Regions from separate parts of the Homo sapiens genome. Here region 2 is linked to region 1. A link is an interaction called in ENCODE POLR2A ChIA-PET data of the cell type or tissue named here. Cell type or tissue: Caco-2. All regions are shown on one strand. Links, peaks and the distances in the headings refer to the core of each region. The heading gives the core; the rest is flanking DNA. Region 1 overlaps ASB8 (ankyrin repeat and SOCS box containing 8). Region 2 overlaps LOC102725258 (a long non-coding RNA gene).

Region 1 (2,915 bases), core at 416-2,915:
AAAAAAACTACAGGTGATGCTGACTGTCAGCAAGCCAGCTGCTTTTCCAGCACTGGGAGATTTGTGCTCTTCCTATCACATGCTTTCATTTGGGTTCTCTTGTGAACCCACAGCATATTTTTGCAAAGGTCTGACTTATATTCTAACATTTTGAATTTCTCTGTATGGTTAAAGAACTTAGCAAAAGCTATGTTTTTCAGTTTGGTTGCTACATTAGCCACAGGGTACAGAAAGGGTCAGGGTAAGTAAAATAATCCAAAACTCTGTATAGTCAAGCAGCTTTCCAGTAATGTTTCAGAGCAGTTACGGGGACTTAGACTTCCTCTATTCCTGCCTTACCCCTTACTCTGTGGTAGAGATTCTAATGAATAGATAAAAGAACATTGCAGCAAAAACCAAAATAATGCAGACCAGCTAGTCAGTGCACATAATAGTGTTGACTGTTTGAGGACAGTTCTTTTCCTTTTTGCTCCTAAGCTCCTGTCATATCTTCATCTTTATCACCAGGACTCCCTGGGAGTTGCTTGCTGACCCTCCTGTTCAGAGCACTGCATAGCAAAGGTAGTGGGTAACCATGCAAGCTTCTTTGCTGCTGTCCTGTCTTCCTCTCAGTAGTCTGTCTACTGTAATAGTTCCTCCCTTTTTACAGGTGAATGCCCTGGATGGGTATAACCGAACAGCCCTCCACTATGCAGCAGAGAAAGATGAGGCTTGTGTGGAGGTCCTATTGGAGTATGGTGCAAACCCCAATGCTTTGGATGGCAACAGAGATACCCCACTTCACTGGGCAGCCTTTAAGAACAATGCTGAGTGTGTGCGGGCTCTCCTAGAGAGCGGGGCCTCTGTCAATGCCCTGGATTACAACAATGATACACCGCTCAGCTGGGCTGCCATGAAGGGAAATCTTGAGAGTGTCAGCATCCTTCTGGATTATGGCGCAGAGGTCAGAGTCATCAACCTAATAGGCCAGACACCCATCTCCCGCCTGGTGGCTCTGCTAGTCAGGGGACTTGGAACAGAGAAAGAGGACTCTTGCTTTGAGCTCCTCCACAGAGCTGTTGGACACTTTGAATTGAGGAAAAATGGCACCATGCCACGAGAGGTGGCCAGAGACCCGCAGCTATGTGAAAAACTGACTGTTCTGTGCTCAGCTCCAGGAACTCTAAAAACACTCGCTCGCTATGCCGTGCGCCGTAGCCTGGGACTCCAGTATCTCCCCGATGCAGTGAAGGGCCTTCCACTGCCAGCTTCTTTGAAGGAATACCTGTTACTTTTAGAATAGCCGGAGAAGATGTTTGCACCATCGTGCAGGCAGCTCTGGGTGAGGTTGTCCCTGCAGTACTCCTTGTCACAGAAAACAGAAAAACAGTTGTTCCTGTTGTGTGGTTTATAGATTTCGAAGCAACATGTCACAACAATAACCTCCATAGCACCTCCCCTTCCCAAACCAAACAACCCAACAAAAAAAATCCCTCACTTTTGTTTTCTGTTTATTGCTTACCTGGCTTTTTATATTGCATTTTGCAAAAGAAGAGGTCTCCCTCAATCCTCCCCTTTAGGGAAGGAGTCAACAGTGTAACTAAATTTCTCTAGGAAGATGGAAAGTACTTAAATAATGTGTGTGTGGTTTTCCTTTGGGGACGTGGTTAACGGTCCAGAAGAATCCCTTCTAGAAAGCATTTTAGGCCAGCCATGGTGGCTCACGTCTGTAATCCCAGGACTTTGGGAGGCTGAGGCAGGTGGATCACCTGAGGTCAGGAGTTCGAGCCCAGCCTGACCAATATGATGAAACCCCGTCTCTACTAAAAATACAAAAATTAGCTGGGCATGGTGGCATGCGCCTGTAATCCCAGCTACTCAGGAGGCTGAGACAGAAGAATCGCTTGAACCTGTGAGGCAGAGGTTGCAGTGAGCCAAGATCGCGCCATTGCACTCCAGCCTGGACAACAAGAGCAAAACTGTCTCAAAAAAAAAAAAAAAAAAAAAAAACCATTTTAATTGATCTGTGAAAAAACTTAAGAAAATCACAATTTCAGCTAACAGCAATTGTGTCCCAAAGATGAAGATACTATAACCTCAAATGGTGCAGATCCAGAACTGGGCTGGATGACATCCCTACTGTGCCATGTCCTGGGGCATTTGGAAGGGACTGGACCTCTTTCCCCTCATCAAAGGAAACAGCAGTCTTTGCCTCTTTCTGTTGGTTGTGCCCAAGGGCTACAGTAGCTCTGAAATAACAAGAGCTCTGTAATAACAGTAATAAATAGCTCTGAAATAACAGTCCTAAGAACTCCTAAAGTCCTGAGAACTTTTCTTGTAATGCAGCTTTTTCTCTTCCTGAGAAACAGTGTGTTCTAATGGGATTCCCAGGCAGTTCCTACACCTACGGTGTGTGTTCCAGCAGGGAGGAGTTATGGGCTGGGCTGCCTTTTCCCATGGGTCTTCATTCCCAATGGAAAGTTCACTCTGCTTAGTTTGGAATTATTTTTCTTTCAGTTGTTCTGGAACCTTTGCTTTTTATTGATTTATACAATACAATTGGTGGGAGGGTGGACTTGGGATGGGAGTGGGAAAAGCATGTAAGAGCTCCTTTTGTGATGGTCCATCTACCCAAAAGAGATCTGCTTTAGTGAACGATACTCTTTCATTTTTCTAAATTAGATCAAGTTGTTATTGATTTTAGATGACTTGTATGCAAATTTGAAAAACTTTTTTTTTTAAAGCTGATTGGGAACTACAAACAATGAATGGAATCTACTGACACAGCTAATTGGAAAACAGATGTCTTCTTCTGTCCTATTGATGCTGGTGTTTAAAAAACATCACTTAAAAAAAAAGAATAAATAGTTCTAAAAGCAAGTTTGGCAATTTCTACTTTTCCTACTTTTCTCCAACCCCCCTTAGAAAAAGTTCTT
Region 2 (2,915 bases), core at 220-2,719, 56 kb before region 1:
CATAGTATTTAAAATGGTATCTTAAAATTACATTTTCTAATTTGTTTGCTGGTAACAGAATTGCAATTAGATTTTTGCATATTGATTTTGTATCCAGTAAACTTGTTAAATTCTATTAATTTTAATAAATTATTTGTGCATCCTTTTAGTTTTTATGAAGACAATCATATCATCTGTAAATAGAGTTTTGTTTTTCATTTCTACTTCTTATACCATTTTTTCTTTTCCAGCTTTACTGTACCACCCTTAATATAATCTTAAATAAAATCTTAAATCTTAAATAATGGTTACCTAAGCTTGTTTATGACCTTACAGTCAGGTGATCTGCCCGCCTTGGCCTCCCAAACTGCTGGGATTACAGGCATGAGCCACCGCGCCCGGCCTTCAGTGTTTTTAACACAAAATAATCAATATTTGGGAGGCCAAGGCAGGTGGATCATGAGGTCAGGAGTTCGAGACAAGCCTGGCCAAAAGGGTGAAACCCCATCTCTACTAAAGATTCAAAAATATTAGCCAGGCGTGGTGGTGCGCGCCTGTAATCCCAGCTACTCAGCAGGCTGAGGCAGGAGAATTGCTTGAACCCGGGAGGCGGAGGTTGCTTTGAGCTGAGATCGTGCCATTGTACTCCAGCCTGGGCGACGGGGCGAGACTGCATCTCAAAATAATAATAATAATGTACCAGTCTGGTATATTTGGGGGTGGCACATCTTTCACTTCTTCGAGGGGCATGTAAGTTTTCACACCTCTACTATTAAGTGTATACACATGAAACTTATCAATGTCATTTAAGTAGACATTCATCTCTAATAGTATAGATGTCAAAGAACAAAGTCATCAGACACACCTTCTCTTCCAGAGTGGCCTGCCAGGTCAGATGATCCTACTTGGACCAGCTTCTCTTCAAACACTATGAGATGTTTTCTGTTACTTGTTACTTGATTCAGTGACAAACATCATTATCAGCCAAGCAACAGAATGAGGTAGGATGTGATTTCCATGAAATTGTCCCATTTATTTAGACAAATCCTTCACCTAGTAACCTCTAATGGTAGCTAGCAAGGCACTAAATGCTGGGTATCACAGAATTCTTTCTGGCACAATAAACCACAGGTAAGCATTTATCCTCCAGTAGGACCAAGTAATTCCTCAGGTCTAACCTCAGTTTATTCTTAGACAAATCCCAGGCTTTTCTGGAGGTAGCTCACTGACTTGTTTTCCCCAGACTGTGACCTAAGCCCCAACATGTCCATTGAGCACAGTCTTCCAAGAAACATCTTAAACAGTGCTCTCTGCCCTTCCCTTCCCTTTCTGGGCCCCCAAGAGAAGTCCTAGGCACAAGAAAAGTATCCCAAAGTAAAGATGATGGGAATAGCCTACTGCCCAGACGCTACCTTGACCTAACATCAAATCATACCTAGAGGGAATCTAGAGCTGCAAGGAGTGGCAGTGAAAGGGTAGGTAGCTCTAAATCCAGATAGAGAATATGTGAGATTGAGAGACATGGAGAAGACAGGGGAGTTTGACCAGAGTAAGATAAACGGCAGGCAACCAACACCACAAATGAGAAAAGGAGAGGGAGAAGAATGAGGATTGGAAGTAGACTGAAAAACGAAAAAAGACTAACAGAGGGTAGTGTGAGAGTGTGTAGAAAAGAGAGTAGGAGAGGAGAAAATAAAGAGAAATGGTTGGCAGAACTGAAAGTTAAGCAGGAATATACTTATCATCTATAAGCATCTGAAGATGAGGATGGGTGCAGTAGCTCACATCTGTAATCCCAGCACTTTGGGAGGCCAAGGCAGGAGAATCACTTAAAGCCAGAAGTTCAAGACCAGCACAGGTGACATAGTGAGTACCTGTCTCTATAAATTCTTAAAAAAAAAAAAAAAAGTATAAGCATCTGAAGGTGGAAGGGATCTGATACATCTTAGCTCCAAAACAACATGAAAAGTATAAGACAGACTTAATATGAACATAACAACTTCCTAAAAGTTACAATAGAGAGATAAGAGCATAAGAATTGTGACCGCTCATTCTTTGAAAATGGAAAAAGAACAAGATTTGTTGCCAGAGACAAAGAGACAGTTGAAAGTTCTCTGAAGGTCCATTCTAGAAAGGTTAGATATATGCCCTGCTCATAGCTTCCCTTTTCACACAGGGATGGTTGGATCCTTTCCACCCAATTGTGTGTAACCGTAAATTCCAGCCCCAGGAGGAAAACCATCTCCTATTAGGAAGGCATGCATGAGCCCCCACCCAGCCCTCAGCTCCAGCATGCACAGCATGGGTGGCTGCGGTAGCAGCAGCAACTGCTGGGCGAGTGAGTCTGGGAAGAGGTGGGTGACTGGGAAGAGCTTGACATGACTGTCTCCAAAAAGGTGCAAATCACTGTTAGCTGAGGGACAATTGTGAGGATTAGAATGTTTTTATTTTCCCTGAAACTTCAACCCATTCATCATTTTAAATTAGGTACACAGAGGTTGAGCATTTTTGCTTCTAGAAAAATACACCTTCAAATATCTCAAGTGCTTCCTAAATACAATCTTCTATAACCTGATAGCCACCAGCCCTTTCCCTCACACACTCCATTCTTCAATTCCTAAAACTTTTCCTCAGTTGGCATGGTCCCAGACCCAATTATCTTATTTTTTCACCTCTGAATACATCCTGGTTAATGGCTAATCCTTCAATATTGAGGGCTCTGGAGCAGATGCAATACTTCACTTGATGCCTGATGAAACCAGAGTAAAGAACATTACAACCAGCACTTTCTTCATCTGTTGATATTATGATTCTATGTATGCAGCCTGTGATGACCCTGGCATTTTCACCACCCCGTAACACTGCCAAATTACTAGTTTACTAAGTTCCAAAAGGTTGACCACCATTCATCCATCCTGTTTTATAATTGGGCTTCT

What was found. ChIA-PET counts read pairs that join two places held together with the same protein. Peaks named below come from ENCODE experiments on the same cell type or tissue, not always from the same donor. Only the 100,000 strongest peaks of a DNase experiment are listed, where the experiment ranks them.
Region 2: POLR2A ChIA-PET joins it to region 1 with 11 read pairs; 15 of 35 experiments call an interaction of 5 or more read pairs at or near these places.

What each region holds. Positions count from the first base shown.
Region 1 is chr12:48,147,733-48,150,647 of GRCh38, reverse strand. It overlaps ASB8 (ankyrin repeat and SOCS box containing 8), which reads left to right. Exons shown (of 4, transcript NM_024095.5): 4 at 650-2,859. The coding sequence ends at 1,282. Among named protein-coding and RNA genes, the nearest start is that of ASB8, 8.3 kb to the left of the region's middle. In Caco-2, for the core only: no CTCF peak of the experiment used is centred there; no DNase peak of the experiment used is centred there.
Region 2 is chr12:48,203,376-48,206,290 of GRCh38, reverse strand. All of the region lies in intron 1 of LOC102725258 (a long non-coding RNA gene), which reads right to left. Among named protein-coding and RNA genes, the nearest start is that of OR10AD1, 1.5 kb to the right of the region's middle. In Caco-2, for the core only: no CTCF peak of the experiment used is centred there; no DNase peak of the experiment used is centred there.